2 separate regions of the Homo sapiens genome follow, and region 2 is linked to region 1. The links are chromatin loops, found by intact Hi-C in ENCODE. Cell type or tissue: PC-9. All regions are shown on one strand. Links, peaks and the distances in the headings refer to the core of each region. The heading gives the core; the rest is flanking DNA.

Region 1 (8,496 bases), core at 193-8,192:
AAGATTGGCTTTATTAGTCATTTGGATTTGTCTTTTTATGTGGTATCTGTTGAAATCTTTTGTCCGTATTTTACATTGAGTGGTTTTTGTTCTTGATCTGAACAAATTCTTTCTGTATTCTAGATTTTAGTTTTTGTTAGCTATATCTGTTACATATGGCTTCTCATTCTGTAGTTAATCTTTTAGTTTCTTTGTTTTGCTGAACTGAAGTTCTTTAGTTTAATGAAATCAAATTTATCAATATTTTCCTTTATAAGTAGGACTTTTTCTGTCTTGTTAAAGAAATTCTTCCCTACCCTGAGATCATAAAATTTTTTCTATATTATTTTTAGTAGTGTTATATTTTGCCTCTCACATGTAGGTATTTAATCTACCTGCAAGTAATTTTTATACATAACACAAAACAGGAAAACAATTTTCTTTTTCTCCACATGGATATTCTATTGTTTGAATTTCATTTTTTGAAAAGAGTTTCCTTTCCCTGTTGCTCTGCAGTGTCATCTACTTCATGTGTTAAGTGTCTGTGCTTTTCTATTCGTCTACTTGGTTATCCTGTCAATACTATGCTGCCTTAATTATTTCACCTTTGAAAAATATGTCTTGTCTTGGCCCTTTGCAATCTTACATAATTTTTTTTTTTTTTTTTGAGATGGAATCTCTCTCTGTCCCCAGGCTGGAGTGCAGTGGCATGATCTCAGCTCACTGTCACCTCTGCCTCCCGGGTTCATGCCATTCTCCTGCCTCAGCCTCCCGAATAGCTGGGACTACAGGCATGCACCACCACGCCCAGCTAATTTTTGTATTTTCAGTAGAGATGGGGTTTCACCATGTTGGCCAGGGTGGTCTTGATCTCCTGACCTCGTGAACTGCCCGCCTTGGCCTCCCAAAGTGCTGGGATTACAGGTATTAGCCACCACACCCGGCCACAATCTTACATAAATTTTATAATCAGACTGTCAAGTTACACAAAGAAAAGAAGTTAAGATTTTAATTGGGATTGCATTAAGTCTATGAATTAATATGGGATTCAGTTTTCCAATTTATGAACATAGTATATATCTCTTCACTTATTTAAGTCTTCTTTAATGTTCTTCAATAATGTTTTATTCCTACATACTGGATATTTTTAGATGTTATTATAAAGGGAATATGAAGGGAATCCATTTCCTATTTCATCATCTACCTCTTTCTTATTGGTGTATAAAAATACAGTGATTTTTTTTTTTTTTTTTGAAATTGATTTGCCCTCATAACTCTGCTAAGTCCCATTATTAATTCTAATAATTAAGACAAACTTCCTCAAAGTTTGTTAAAAATGATTCTCTCTTTCTTAAATGCCATTCATTTCTCAACTCACTACAAACAAATTTTCTTCCTCCACCACTCCGGTCACACTGCTGTTTCAAGGTCACCAACAGCCTTCAAATTGCCCAATCCGAAGGACACTCCTTAGCTTTCTCAAGAGCTTGCAGACCTTTCCCCCTTTTTGAAATGCCATCTTTTTTTCCTTCTATTGCAAAACACTTTTGTTTTTTCAACTTCTCTGCTACAGGATTACTTGTTCAGTCAGTCTCCTACATGTTGATGTTTCTTCGGGTTCTGTCCTAGACTCTTTTCTCTCCTCTTGCTATACATTGTTCCTCCTGGAGCCCTTTCATCTGCTCTCATGGCTTCAGTGATTGCTCCTACATTGATGACTCTCAGATTTCAAATTATCAGATCCCATATTACTCTCTTGAGCCTCGAGCCTGTATATCCAATTGCCTAGTCATCCCCAGTTGATCCTTCCCCAGCAAGCTTAATAATAAAAATTAGCTAACTTTGTCTAAAAATAATATATTTATGCAAACTCAGCATGTATGGAATTTATATTACCCAAGGCAAATATAAAAGAAAAATAAAATAGAGATATAAAAAATTAGGGAAAAGGGATAAAATCATCATTTTCAGATGATATGATTGTATGCCTGGAAGTCCCAAGAGACTTTAAAGTCAAAATATTAAACAAATATTAATAAAGGTATACTTTGCATACAAAATTATATATATATATGCACATGTGTATTTGTGTGCATATAAAACAATAAATATTGTTGAAGGTTTGGATAATGTATTCAGAGTTTCTGTTTAGAAGATAAGATTGAGAAGAGGAGAAATTGTCCTCTTTTCTAGTTACTGAAGAAAAAAAAACATTGGAATTTAAGAATTTACTTAAATGATGAAAGGAATGAGAAGGGAGAGAAACAACTTAATTTACCTGTCTGATGTAAAGGAGATCTACCTTAGATTATCTACTGGTGTGTTAGTCTCTTCTCACACACTATAAAGACATACCTGCGACTAGGTAATTTATAAAGAAAAGAGATTTAATGGCTCACAATTCTGCAGGCTGTACAGGATTCTGCTTCTGGGGAGGCCTCAGGAAATTTCCAATCATGGCAGAAGGTGAAAAGGAAGGAGGCACGTCTCCACCCATTTGTGGCTGGAGCAGGAGGAAGGGAGGGAAGGGGGAGGTGCTACACACTTTTAACCAACCAGATCTCCTGAGAACTCACTCACTGTCACAAGATCAGCAAGGGGGAAATCCACCGCCATGATCCAATCACCTCCCACCGGGCCCCTCCTCCAACACTGGGAATTACAATTCGACATGAGATTTGGGTGGGGACACAAATCCAAACCATATCAACTGGGCAGTTCCTCTAGGAAGTAAGTGAATCCACTCCTTATTCAGGAAGACTTCATAGCTTGATGGACTCAAGTGGGCCATTAAAGGATCTGTTACAAACCAGTCTAAAAAAAGGTCTGGGACATGGGTTTTTGTTTTTGCTGGGAGTGGGAGAATCAACAGGAAAACCAACTAAAACAAATTGAAAAATTAAGTAAATTGTCTGGGAACAAATGTATGCATGCATAATCTATATATGTAAACAACACCCACTTGCAAACTTAATAGGAGAATATATTTCACTTACAGTAATAACAAAAAGGATAAAATCTCTTGGAATGCAGCTAACAGGAAATGCATGAGATCTATATGAAGAAAACTTTAAACATTGATAAAAAAAGCAATTAAAAAAACTGAACATGGAAAAGGCATTCCCTGTTTGTTCTAGTTACTATTAAGATAACAAATAAAATTATCCTAAAGTTTAGGGGCTTAAAACAGCCATTTCATTTTACTGACAAATTCTGTGGGTCAGAGGTTAGACAGAACACAATAGGAATGGCTTTTATCGGCTCCATGATGTCTGGGGCCTCAGGTGGGAAAACTCAAATGACTTGTGGTGATTCAACATCTTCAAGTGGCCCAGTGACTCAGGCTGGAATCATCCTGAGGCACCTTCACTTTCTTGTCTGACAGTTGATGCTTGCGGTTGGCTAGGACTTCAGCTGGGGCTGATAACCAGATGCCCTACACACACCCTGCCCTTGCATTCCTCACAGCATAGAGGCCTCAGGGTAGTTGGACATCTTACATGGTGGCTCAGGGGGTACAGAAGTGAGTGTGCCAGTGAACAAGGAGAAAGTTGCATCACTTTTTACAACCTAGTCTTAGAATTCACACAGTGTCACTTCAGCTGCATTCTACCAGTTACAACTCAGAGACAAGATGGCTCAGGTTAAAGGGGCGAGGACATAGACCCCATTTCTTAATGAGAGGAGTATCAAGGCCACATTGTGGGATAGGAAATATTGTTGCAGCATCTTTGGAAAACGTAATCTGACATGCATGTTCTTGGATGAAACAGCTTGCCATCATTTGAATCTCAATTTTTTATTAGTTAATATATAAATCTTATGTGAATGTCCCCACGCCCAACTTACATGTAATTGTTGTCCAGTACTTTAGCATTCTTTTTTTTAACTGTAAAACTTAGTCATTTATGGAGTCCCGGCCTTGCAAGGGTTGGAGCCCCCTCCAGTGCATGCTGAAAAATTTTTCTCTTGGTTTCTCAGAGGATTATGGAGTCCGCCTTAAGAAAGGCAAGCTCCGGACACTCTGTAAAGTAGAATGGCCCAAGTTTGGAGTTGGGTGGCCCTCTGAAGGGTCATTGAATCCTACAATTGTTCAAGCCGTGTGGCGGGTTGTTACCCAAGCTCCCGGCTATCCTAATCAGGTTCCCTGTAAAAATCAATGGTTAAGTTTGGTCAGGAATCCTCCTCCATGGCTCCGTTCATGCGCCATTCACAATTCCACCTCCAAAGTCCTCCTGAGCCAGGCCGCGTTTTCGCCTCAACCCTCTGCCGGTTCGGCTCCCCCTGTACTGCCTCCCTCTGAAGAAGAGGAGAGTCTCCCTCACCCAGTCCCACCGCCTTACAACCAACTTGCTCCCTTAGGGTCGTCCCATATCTCCTTGACGACGTCCCCTGTGGGCTCGCCACCCATTGCCTCTCGACTGCGGCCGCGGCGGGAGGAAGCAGCCCCTCTACTACCACTGAGAGAGGCACAAGTCCCTCCGGGTGATGAGCGCTCAGCCCCCTTCTTGGTTTATGTCCCTTTTTCTACTTCTGACTTGTATAATTGGAAAACCCAAAATCCTGCCTTCTCTGAAAAGCCCCAGGCTTTGACCTCACTGTTGGAGTCCATACTCCAGACCCATCGGCCCACCTGGGATGACTGCCAACCGCTCCTTTTAACTCTCTTTACCTCTGAGGAGAGGGAGCGTATCTGGAGAGAGGCCAGAAAGCACTTCCTTGCATCAGCCAATAGACCGGAGGAGGAAGCTAGAGACCTCCTTGAGAAGGTCTTTTCCTCTACCCGGCCTAACTGGGACCCAAATTCCTCAAGTGGAACGAGAACTTTGGACGATTTTCACTGGTATCTCCTCACGGGTATTAAGGGAGCCGCTCGGAAACCCATAAACTTGTCTAAGGCGACTGAAGTCATCCAGGGGCCCGATGAGTCACCAGGAGCGTTTTTAGAGCACCTCCGGGAGGCTTATCGGATTTACACCCCTTTTGACCCGGCGGCCCCCGAAAATAGCCGTGCTCTTAATTTGGCATTTGTGGCTCAGGCAGCCCCAGATATTAAAAGAAAACTCCAAAAACTGGAGGGATTTGCTGGAATGAATATCAGTCAGCTTTTAGAAATAGCCCAAAAGGTTTTTGACAACCAAGAGTTTGAAAAACAAAAACAAGCAACACAGGCAGCTGAAAAGGCTGCTGATAAAGCATTCAAAGGACAAACAAAAATCTTAGTGGCGGCTATCCAAGAGGTACAGAATGAAATGGCCCGTTAATTTGGACAGACACAGAAGAACAGGCTTTTCGAAACCTGAAAAAGGCATTAACTGAAGCCTCTGCTTTAGCCCTCCCTAATATCTCAAAGCCGTTTCACCTGTTTGTCCATGAAAGCCAGGGAGTTGCTAAAGGGGTGCTTACTCAGACTTTAGGACCCTGGAGACGCCCAGTGGCCTATTTATCTAAGAGACTGGATCCCGTGGCCTCTGGATGGCCAAGTTGCCTGCGAGCAGTAGCAGCTACAGCAAGCCTAGTCCAAGAGGCTGATAAGTTAACTCTGGGCCAAAATTTAACCCTTACAACTCCTCATGCCATAGAGACTTTACTTCAAAGTGCTTCTGGCAAATGGATGTCAAATGCTCGCATCCTGCAGTATCAGTTTACTGTTAGATCAGCCTCGTTTGACTTTCTCTCCCACATGGTGTTTGAATCCAGCTACTATCCATGACTGTCAGGAACTGTTAGAAACTACCGAAACTGGCCCACCCAATCTTCAAGATATGCCCCTAGAGAAGGTGGACGCCACTGTGTTCACAGACAGTAGCAGCTTTCTCGAGCAGGGAGTATGAAAGGCCGGTGCAGCTGTTACCATGGAGACAGATGTGCCGTGGGCTCAGGCTTTACAAGCAAACACCTCAGCGCAAAAAGCTGAATTGATGGCCCTCACTCAGGCTCTCCGATGGGGTAAGGATAAACGTATTAACGTTTACACTGACAGCAGGTACACCTTTGCTACTGTGCATGTACATGGAGCCATCTACCAGGAGCGCAGGCTACTCACCTCAGCAGGAAAGGCTATCAAAAACAAAGAAGAATCCCCCATCTTCAAAGCCTAACAGATCAAGCAGCTCTCCAGTGCACAACCTGCGCCCAGGTAAATGCCAAGCAAGGTCCTAAACCCAGCCCAGGCCACTGTCTCCGAAAAAACTTGCCAGAAGAAAAGTGTGAAATTGACTTTACAGAAGTAAAACCACACCGGGCTGGGTACAAATACCTTCTAGTACTAGTAGACACCTTCTCTGGATGGACTGAAGCATTTGCTACCAAAAACGAAACTGCCAATACGGTAGTTAAGTTCTTATTTAATGAAATCATCCCTTGATACGGGCTGCCTGCTGCCATAGGGTCTGATAATGGACCTGCCTTCACCTCGTCCATAGCTCGGTGGGTCAGTAAGACGTTAAACATTCAGTGGAAGTTCCATTGTGCCTATTGACCCCAGAGCTCTGGGCAGGTAGAATGCATGAACTGCACCCTAAAAAACACTTTTACAAAATTAATTTTAAAAACCGGTGAAAATTGGGTGAGTCTCCTTCCTTTAGCCCTACTTAAGAGTAAGGTGCACCCCTTATCAGGCTGGGTCATCGCCTTTTGAAATTATGTATGGGCAGGCGCCACCTATCTTGCCTAAGCTAAGAGATGCCCATTTGGCAGAAATATCACAAGCTAATTTATTGCAGTGCCTACAGTCTCTCCAAGAGGTACAAGATATTATTCTGCCACTTGTTCGAGGAGCCCATCCCAATCCAATTCCTGAACAGATGGGGCCCTGCCATTCATTCCAGCCAGGAGACCTAGTGTTTATTAAAAAGTTCCAGAGAGAAGGACTCACTCCTGCTTGGAAGGGACCTCACACCGTCATCCTCACGATGCCAACGGCTCTGAAGGCGGATTGAATTCCTGCTTGGATTCATCACTCCCACATCAAAAAGGCCAACAGAGCCCAACTAGAAACATGGGTCCCCAAGGCTGGATCAGGCCCCTTAAAACTGCGCCTAAGTCGGGTGAAACTGTTAGATTAATTCTTTTTATTTACTTCTCTTGTTTGTTTTCACCTATTATGTCCTCCGTGCCTTCCTACTCCTTCCTCCTCACCTCTTTCACAACAGGACGTGTATTCGTCAACACTACTTGGAGGGCCGGTACTTCCAAGGAAGTCACCTTTGCAGTCGATCTATGTGCACTGTTCTCAGAGCCAGCTCGCACCCATGAAGAACAACACAACTTACCGGTCATAGGAGCAGAAAGTGTCAACCTTGCAGCAGGATTTGGACACTCTGGGAGCCAAACTGGATGTGGAAGCTCCAAAGGTACAGAAAAAGAACTCCAAAATGTTGACTTTTACCTCTGTCCTGGGAATCACCCTGACGCTAGCTGTCGAGATACTTATCAGTTTTTCTGCCCTGATTGGACATTTGTAACTTTAGCCACCTACTTTGGGGGATCAACCAGATCTTCATTCTATAACTCGTGCTCCTTGTCCTAAATTATGTACTAGAAAAAATTGTAATCCTCTTACTATAACTGTCCATGACCCTAATTCAACTCAATAATATTATGGCATGTCATGGGAATTAAGATTTCATATCCCAGGATTTAATGTTGGCACTATGTTCACCATCCAAAAAAAAAATCCTGGTCTCATGGAGCCCATGCAAGCCAATCCGGCCTTTGACTGCTCTAGGTGACCCTATGTTCCAGAAACCCCCTGACAAAGTTGATTTAACTGTTCCTCCACCATTCTTAGTCATAAAAGATACACTCCAAAAGTTCGAGAAAATCTAGATAGGCACCAACAGGAACGAGAAAATAACATCCCCTGGTATCAAAACATGTTCAACTGGAACCCCTGGCTAACTACTTTAATCAGAGTTAGCTGGACCTCTCCTCATCATACTATTAACTTTAATTTTTGGGCCTTGTATATTAAATTGGTTTCTTAATTTTGTAAAACAATGCATAGCTTCTGTCAAACTTATGTATCTTAAGACTCAATATAACCCCCTTGTTATAACTGAGGAATCAACGATTTGATTCCCCAAAAACACAAGTGGGGAATGTAATGCCCAACCTGGTTTTTACTAACTCTGTTTTTAGACTCTCCCTTTTCCTTTAATCACCTAGCCTTCTTTCCACCTGAATTGACTCTCCCTTAGCTAAGAGAGCCAGACAGACTCCATCTTGGCTCTTTCACTGGCAGCTCCCTCCTCAAGGACTTAACTTGTGCAAGCTGACTCCCAGCACGTCCAAGAATGCAATTAACTGATAAGATACTGTGGCAAGCTATATCAGCAGTTCCCAGGAATTCATCTGATTGATAACGCCCAAAGCCCCGGGTCTATCACCTTGTAATAGTCTTAAAGCCCCTGCACCTGGAACGGTTTACGTTCCTGTAACCATTTATCCTTTTAACTTTTTGACTACTTTACTTCTGTAAAATTGTTTTAACTAGGCCCCCCGCCTTCCTAAACC
Region 2 (8,496 bases), core at 235-8,234, 120 kb before region 1:
CTATGCTCCCCACAGTCTCCAGGCCAACACGTTTGGATGCCAAAATCCCCTGATCATGTTTAGGGCCCCTTCTCCTCCTGGGTCCCCCTTGTAGTATCCCAGATGCTGAAGTGGAGGCCTCGGAACCCTCACTTAGGCATTAGAGGGAGCATGGCTGGCACTAGCCTAAACAGCTGAGACCCTTTCGCCTTGGTAGCCAGACAGGATGCAGAGGGCAGCCACAGAGTACCACAGCAGGCTTTGGGGACGCTGGAGAGTGGTGGCCCAGGGTTACCACAGCTGTGCCTTATGTCCCCATCTCCTCAGCTGGCAGGGCCTGGACTCCCTCTTCCATGCTGTCCTCCCCTCATTGTGGAGATGGACCTATTCTCACTTCTCTTCTGTTCCTTCACCAGCTTCACTTGCTGTGAGGTCAAAGATTTCATTCCTGCTACTGAGACACGTGACTGATTACTCTTGGAGCAGTGAAGTCCTGGGAAGGACATGGGGATCAGTCAGGCTGGTTTAGATTAGCCTATGTGACTCCAGGTTGCCCTGTTGGTTCTATTGTAATGGACAGGCCTGGTCCCATGGTTGGCTCCAAACCTCCCCAGTCAGCATCCTCTGTGTCAGTGTTTCCAACCCTCATTGTAAAAAGCTACCTTTCCCAGATTTTTGATAGGGGATTCAGAAGACTGACTTGTTGCCACCGCCCCGCCCCACACCACCCCTTCCTCAGCTTGCCCTGTGCCTGAGTGTTTTCAGGAATCCAGTTAGAGCCAGGCAAGCAGGGCTCTTACCTTGAGCGGAAGGACCTCGGAGGCTGCGTCGTGAAGACTTTCCATCAGGGGCTGTTGTTTTGCCCTTTGAGACCAGCCGCTCTGGCAGCATCTTAGTGGGAGCCAAGAGTCAGATGTTCCTTCCCTGTGGGATGATGGTGTCATTGTCAGAAAGCGCCCTCCATTTCTGATCATCTGCTGCTTCTGTCACAAGCAGACTGGCTCTCCCCAGTGCCAACGCCTATTCCTGCATGTCAGCTATGGCACAGGGCCTGGGGACTGTCTCACGCTCCAGCACTTAGGCATCACCAGCCACACAAAGACAGCCTGTTTTCTTCCTTCCTCCCCACTGCCATGTCACTGCTGAAGGGCAAAGACCTTTTGAGATGGACTTTCAAGCTCAGTCTCTTCACAGTTCTCTGGTATTCCTCAAATCTGCAGAAGTAAGATACTTGGGTCTGCCATGACTACCAAATTCTCTGTCCCCTCTTTCCCAGTGTAGTCATGATTAGTAGACCTGGATGTGTCATTTCATGTTTGTGTTAACTCCTGTCTGGTTCTCCAGTTTCCTATGAAGGCCTCAAAGAGTTGATTACACACTTTTCATTTTTGGTGCTTACTGTTTCTCTTTATTTTCTTACATAAGTCATATAGGAATATATCCTGATTGTATAAGTTTCAAATAATATAGAAGTTTACAGAGCAAAGCTGAAAACCTGCACCATCCCGCTCCAGTTCACTCCTCCTCAAGGTCGCACTGCCCACGGCTGGCTGTGCCTCCTCCTACTACCCTGTCTAGGCACCCACGCTGCACAGCACATGCGTCTATGCATGTGTCATTTTTTTATTTTTCATTTTTTAGATGTAGATATTACTTTGCAAAGTAACAAATTTAGTATGTTTTTCACTTGGAAATGTTTCATGTTAGGATATACAGCTCTATCTCATTCATATATAACCATATACACACACATTATATAATGTTTTCATACCCTAGATTTTTATATTCATAAAAAAGAGATTATCCTATACACATGGTTCTGCACTTTGTTTTTTGTTTTTTTGTGAGTGGTTTTGTGTTTTTTTGTTTTTTTTGTTGTTTTTTGGGGTTTTTTTTTGAGATGGAGTCTCACTGTATCGCCCAGGCTGGAGTGCAGTGCTGTGATCTCAGTTCACTGTAACCTACACCTCCTGGATTCAAGCGATTCTCTTGCCTCAGCCTCCCAAGTAGCTGGGATTACAGGCACATGCCACCATACCCAGCTAAGTTTTGTGTTTTTAGTAGAGATGGGGTTTCACCATGTTGGCCAGGCTGATCTTGAACTCATGACCTCAAATGATCCACCCACCTCGGTCCCCCAAAGTGCTGGGATTACAGGCGTGAGCCACTGTGCCCAGCCTACTTTGATTTTAGACACAGAATACTCAGCACATACATGCCTTCCTTGGTTTTACCAACAATTGTGTCCTCTTTCATAATTTGGATGTGCCAAAAATATATTAGCCAGAAGCCCACTAGAGAACATTTTGTCACAAGTACACTTGTCATCTATCTGTGTGAGAGTCCTGTAATTGAACCTCATATTCTGTGGAGGAGTAATGAAATATGAGAGCCAAAAGTTATTACACAGGGAAAAAGTGCTGGATGGAAAGGAATGGCAGAGAGGATTCTTGGGTGAGGAAGGGCTAAGTGGCTGTTGTTTCCTCTTGATTCATTTCCAAAACTTTCTGGTGATGTGGGTCAATAGTTATTATTAGCTCAGAGTTTTACCTTTCAGTTTCAGCTTTAGTTTTACCTGAAGCCCTTTTGACAAGTCATTCCAAGTGACAGTTCCATCTACACATGAGCCCAGAGATTGTTTCTGGGTGGGACAAACTGTCCTTTCGAATTAGAGATGCTCTATCCCTAAGTGATTCATTTTCTTTGAGCATCTCAGCTCATGTTTAATTTCTTTGCAACTAGGTGTGTGAATACAGCTCTTACTTCTGTATAAGGCAGGTGTATACCCATACACCTGATATTAATAAACTATTGATTTCATGTTTTGTTGCATTGCTAAATTGACAGCCTAGGCAATTTGTTTTCCTCCAGAAGTACTGCCTCCCTAATTAAATAGACCTCATTTAATTGTGGGGTCATGTTAACCAAAATTATATTTCCCAAAACCTTGAAAGTATTTTTTAAAAAACTTTTATTTTTTGTTTCAGCATTCGACATTGCTACACAAATTGAGTCATGCAGCCCAGCAGCCACCGAGTGCCTACTGAATTTCCTGTCACCCAGAGCCTGAATTTCCTGTCACTGGGCATAACGTTTTAAAAATATTATTGTTTTTTTAAACCCTGGCACTGAACCAGTTTTTATTCTTCATCTTGACTTAATGCCTCTCCATTCTCTTCTCTCATCTTCTTCTCCTGGCTCCACTCACCTCCTCTGTAGCCAGGAGCCCACAGTTGGCTATTTCGGCCGTGTGTCCAGAGTCTGGAATCCCTCGTCCCCTTGGGCTTGCACTGTGGCCAGTTAGCTTGCCCATCCTCAGCCTCGGCACCCTCCTTGTTTGTCCCCTCCCTTCCCGGTGCACCCTCCAAAGGTGCACCCCTCTTCTCTGAGGTCAGCCCCACTGCCTGGCCCTCTGTCCCCTCCTCCAGTGCTGTTGGTGACTTTGCTCCATCAAGCATCGTCTTTCTCTCTCTCTGTCTCTCTCTCTCATATTCTCCCCCCTCAACTAGTTGCTTCCTCTCTGCAAAAGGAAAAAAATAAAACAAACATAGTCGAGTTTCCCTTAAATGAAAGATGCTTTTTCTCAATCCTGCTATTCCCTCAAGCTGTTATTGTATCTCATACCCTTCTGCCACAGTTCTTTAAAGTCTAGTCCAAACGGGTTTCTCCAACTCCCTACATCCCAGTACCTACTTTAAATAAATAAAAAGATTAAACATACAAGTGAAAGTGCATATGGTAAATATTCAATGAAGAAAGATGGAAAATAAAAAGCCCCTTCCCCATCTGACTGATGGGGAAATTATTAATTAATTAATTGAGTCATCAGTCCCGTTTTAGAAAAAATAATATATATTGATTTTATATATTGTATTGTGTATATGTATAACATATATATATTGTACACATACCCACACCTGCAAATATATATGTAATCTTCTAAATTTTACACATATGGAATCATACGGTGGTCTGACCTTTTTAAAAAAATTTGATAACATATCCTAGCACAAGAATCCAAAAATAGGGGTTGCCCCTGGTGAGAGGATCTGAACTGTTGAGGGATGAGGTAAAAGTGCAACTTCCTGGAGGCGGCGGCGAGGCAGTCACTGGGCCGGGGTCCTGGGCCGCCGCGCTGCGCTCTCTGGCGGCTCCTCACAGCTCTGCTCCAGGCTCCCGTGCAGGCAGCAGTGGGACATGGCGAACTTGGGCTGCAGGGACGTCCCGGGCCCGGATGAGGACATTTTTCTGTACTTCGCCTACGGTAGCAACCGGCTGACGAGAGTATCCACCTCCGAAACCCCTCGGCGGCGGGCTTCTGTGTGGCCCGCATGCAGATCCAGACCGTCCTGGCCAACATGGTGAAACCCCGTCTCTACTAAAAATACAAAACAGCTGGGCGTCGTGGCGGGCGCCTGTAGTCCCAGCCACCCAGGAGGCTGAGGCAGGAGAATTGCTTGAACCCGGAAGGCGGAGCTTGCAGTGAGCCGAGATTGCGCCACTGCACTCCAGCCTGGCGACAGAGCGAGACTCCGTCTCAAAAAAGAAAAAAAAAAAAAAGGAACATATGTTGTAATAGAAGTTAAAGTTTCAACTCAAGAAGGAAGAGAAATAACCTGTCAAAGATATCTGATGACAAATTACGAAAGTGCTCCTCCGTCTTCACAGTATAAAAAGATTATTTGCATGGGTGCAAAAATAAAAATGGTTTGCCGCTGGAGTATCAAGAGAAGTTAAAAGCAATAGAACCAAATGACTATACAGGAAAGGTCTCAGAAGAAATTGAAGACATCATCAAAAAGGGAGAAACACAAACTCTTTAGAACATAACAGAATATATCTAAGGATATTCTATGTGCTAATATAAAATATTTTTTAACACTTGAGAACAGGGATCTGGAGGATCTCCATGTTTGATCCATTTTCAACAGTGCTCTGAAGGAATATCGCACTTGGGTGACTCCTTGTTTTCAGACTATAAAAATAGACCGGGTTAGGAGTTAGACAGTTTAAAAGGGGGATATGGGGCCCTGAAGTGTGTGACAAATGAATGTGAGTACCCCTTATGCAAACACTGAAAGCTCTTCTCTTGACTTGATCTTAAGTGTCTCCTTGCTTTGGTAAAGGATAGATTTGTAGCTCGCTTGATGATGGTGCTGGTGAATTGCTCTGCTCTGAGATTTTAAAAAATCAGATTAATGAGAGTAATCTGCAGATAATTGATGATAACATTTTGAAAACTGGAAAGATGGTATACTGTTTTTAGAGGAATAAACATATTTGTGGTTTTTAAAAAAAAGAGCAACTTCCTTTGCACTGTATACCCTTTTGTATTATTAGGATTTTATACTATGTTTATATGTTGCCTATTTAATAAATCGCTTAAAGTTATATATCTTGAATATCTTTCCATATTAGCATGTACAGACAGAACTCATGATTTTATGGATACGGGCAGACTATCTCTGGAAGGATACAGAAGAAATGAGGAAAAGCCTCTTGAGGAATGACTTGCAGACTGACCCCAGGTCAGGTATACTTCCGGCATACCTTTTGTGCTGGTTTTTGTTTGCTTGTTATCACATACAAATATTACACAAAATAGGCTTCAAAAGAACTAGTTATATAGATGTACCATGATTTGTAGAATTAGTTCCTTATTCATGGATATTTAGGCCATTCTCAAGTTTTAAAGTTACTATTATTATTATCATTATTACAAACAGTGTCACAGGGAGAATCCTGTACATATATCTGTAATACCGTGGTGATGTTTCTTCTCTCCCTGTCCCACACCCCTTTCCTCTGTTATTATCTGTACACAGATCTCGTGATGGCGCTTTCCGACTACTCATCCTTGAATGAAGTGATTTTTCCTTTGCACGCAGTCTGGTGGGGAAGGCCAGGGTCAGGTTCCACTTTCTGGAATGTTCTCATGACCCAGGAAGTGGTTAAGAGACTCCTTTAGGCAGAGGACAGGCAGGTGGAGGGCTGTGTGCATCCCAGTGTCTCTTCTGTCTCCTGCCACCCGGATAGGCCAATTCTAGCATGCAACTTGTCTGTGAGTATCCTCATTTATCCTCACTTCCTCTGCCCCTCAGGACCAAACTGTGTGCAAAGTAGCGTCCATCACCCCGGCACCCATTCCTTCTGGGGCAAATAATAGATATGAGTTTTGCACCTCAGTGTGAACCTGTTACCTTAAAGAGATAAATTTGGTTGATTTTTTCTGAGATATAAGGGTCCTGTCTCCATTCTTCCATCCTCCCTGTTCCCTCTCACTGCTTTGGCATGCCTTCTGCCTATTTTGTGTAATATTTGCATGTGATAACAAGCAAACAAAAACTAGCACAAAAAATATGCAGGAAGTATACCTGGCCTGGGGTCAGTCTGCAAGTCATTCTTCAAGAGGCATTTCCTCATTTCTTCTCTATCCTTCCAGAGATAGTCTGCCCATATCACATATATGGAGCTGTGGGAAACTAACCTAAAATGTGGGGCAGTGGGGGGTGGGGTTTAACTGATCACAACTTACAACTGTGCTCTGTCCAATCTCCCATCCCTATGAGGGAGGCAGAAATGGAGGGGTCCCATAGCTTTCTTCTCACTTTTAGCTGTTAAAAATTCTGGTCTAATCGAGTGTAAAATTACAATCATATCTATTCAAACCACCCACCCCCATCATGACCTGGGGGCACCTGCAGTGGGCAGAGGGCATATCTGTCTTTTACTCCTGTCCCTTCACTTTTCCTCTTGGAGTAGAGAGGGATGGGTCATGATCAGGTTCAATGACAGCTCCTGCCCCTCCTTTATCAAAGTTGGGGACTGGGAGAGGCAATGGAGAGGGAGGGTAACTGTTTCCTTACTGAACTTCCTATGTTATGGTTCTTTCTCTGTGAATGCTCATGGCCTCACTGGCCAACACTAACCATCTTAATAGCTGGCACCCTAAAACAGGCTCTTTGAGGCTGCCAGGTAAGTTCTTCAAAGAGGCTCTCTCACATACATGGCTTCCCCAATGTGGCAGATCAAGCTGCAGGTTGACCTCCTCCAGCCCCTTCAGCCTCTGCCTCTGTGTACACCCCACAGCCTCTTATGCTGGGCTCTCCTTGCCCAGTGATAGGAAACAAGACAACTCAAGGCTGTCACCTTCCATGTGCACTTGCCCATGGGAGACTCACATGTCCCTTTCAAGCCAGACTCTGCAATTTCTCCCAAGGCTCTTTGCCCCTGCTCAGCAGGCACAGGGCAGATCAATGCATCAACTATACCTAAGCAGCTGACCAACTGGTAAATGAGGCACCAGCCTCCTCTTCTTGCAAGTAAACTCCAATCTTTAATGATGTTTCTCTTGGGACCCATTTCATGTGGCTTGCAGGGGGGCGTGGTGGGAAAGGAAAAACTCCAACACTCCTTACTAGGCCAACTAGGGTGGGAAGGTGGGGAGTATGTGCTGATAGCTGTAAGGTCAGTTGTTTCATCTTTAAGAAAGCCCTAGAAAGGAATTCTGGCCTGTTGTTGGTGGCTTTCTATACAAGGTGCATTATTTATCCTTCATAATCCTCAGCTTTCCCCTTCCAACTCTACTCTAACAAACAAGAAAGTCCCACTCAATATACCATTTTTTTAAACATAAATGGTAGCTAGCATACTGATGCCACTGTGCTGCATCTTAATATCTTAGAGATTATTTCATATCAACTGACTTAATTCTGCCTCTTTAAAAAAAATTTTTAAGTATTTCATTATATTGATATATTTCTAAATTAGTGCCCCTTTAAGGAGTATTTAAGTTGAACACTTGTCAATGTTTTATTTTTTTATTTACAACAAAAAGATATCCAGTACATAGATTGTTTGGGGGTTGGATGTGTATAGACAAAAAGAATTATCCAGATAAAAGTTAGACTAGGAATAAGATAACAGGAATGTCTCATTTTAGTTGTGGGGCGAGTTTATGACAGGCCTAGTTAAGCTTTGCTGAGCCTCTATCAGCTGTGTGGAGTAAGCCTAGCTTAGGATGGAGCTGGTGCTCAGATAGACCAGCAGCTGGTAGAAACATCACGAATAGATTTCAAGCAGAAATGTGCTCAGGTGTGTTTTCAGAAAAGCCTTGCCATGTGAATTTAAATTCACTTCTGTTTGGGACCACTCTTTTTCTTTCTCACAAGCAAGGCTGTGATTCTATCTCATATGATGTCATGTACACAGGTGCTGCCTCTCCCTGATCCTGGATCTGAGATCCTGAACGACACTATGACATGTTCCCTCTTACTTGAAAGTTGTGTGTGCCTTGGGTGCAGGCACTCAGTTTCCCTGAGGAGTGGGCTCCTGCTCCATGAGGGACACTCAGCATTCTTTTCATAGATGTGAATTCCTGCCTGTTCCATGGAGGGGTTCAAGGGAAGGCTGGACAAGTGCCCAGTGGGAAAAATGCCATGGCATGGAGGCAAGCTCACGAGGGGGTTAGAATAGATGGTCTTCGGGACCCCTTTCAGGCTTGTGTTATCCTTCCTT

Evidence for each region. Hi-C counts contacts between places; a loop is a spot of excess contacts. Peaks named below come from ENCODE experiments on the same cell type or tissue, not always from the same donor. Only the 100,000 strongest peaks of a DNase experiment are listed, where the experiment ranks them.
Region 2: a loop joins it to region 1, with 5 times the contacts of the local background. A loop is called at or near these places in 2 of 110 quality-filtered maps.

What each region holds. Positions count from the first base shown.
Region 1 is chr5:95,707,473-95,715,968 of GRCh38, reverse strand. It overlaps a transcript of SPATA9 not described here. Among named protein-coding and RNA genes, the nearest start is that of RHOBTB3, 20 kb to the left of the region's middle. In PC-9, for the core only: no CTCF peak of the experiment used is centred there; DNase peaks (open chromatin) are centred at 3,388, 4,858 and 5,408; H3K4me3 peaks cover 843 bases; H3K27ac peaks cover 3,489 bases.
Region 2 is chr5:95,830,727-95,839,222 of GRCh38, reverse strand. It overlaps LOC124901029 (a long non-coding RNA gene), which reads left to right. Exons shown (of 3, transcript XR_007058876.1): 2 at 5,398-5,512. It overlaps LOC102724720 (a long non-coding RNA gene), which reads right to left and starts at 4,396. Exons shown (of 3, transcript NR_157807.1): 1 at 3,957-4,396; 2 at 780-903. It also overlaps the pseudogene GGCTP1. RefSeq lists enhancers at 4,257-4,306, 4,427-4,536. In PC-9, for the core only: a CTCF peak has its summit at 4,128; DNase peaks (open chromatin) are centred at 2,512, 4,162, 4,552 and 6,342; H3K4me3 peaks cover 1,912 bases; H3K27ac peaks cover 2,452 bases.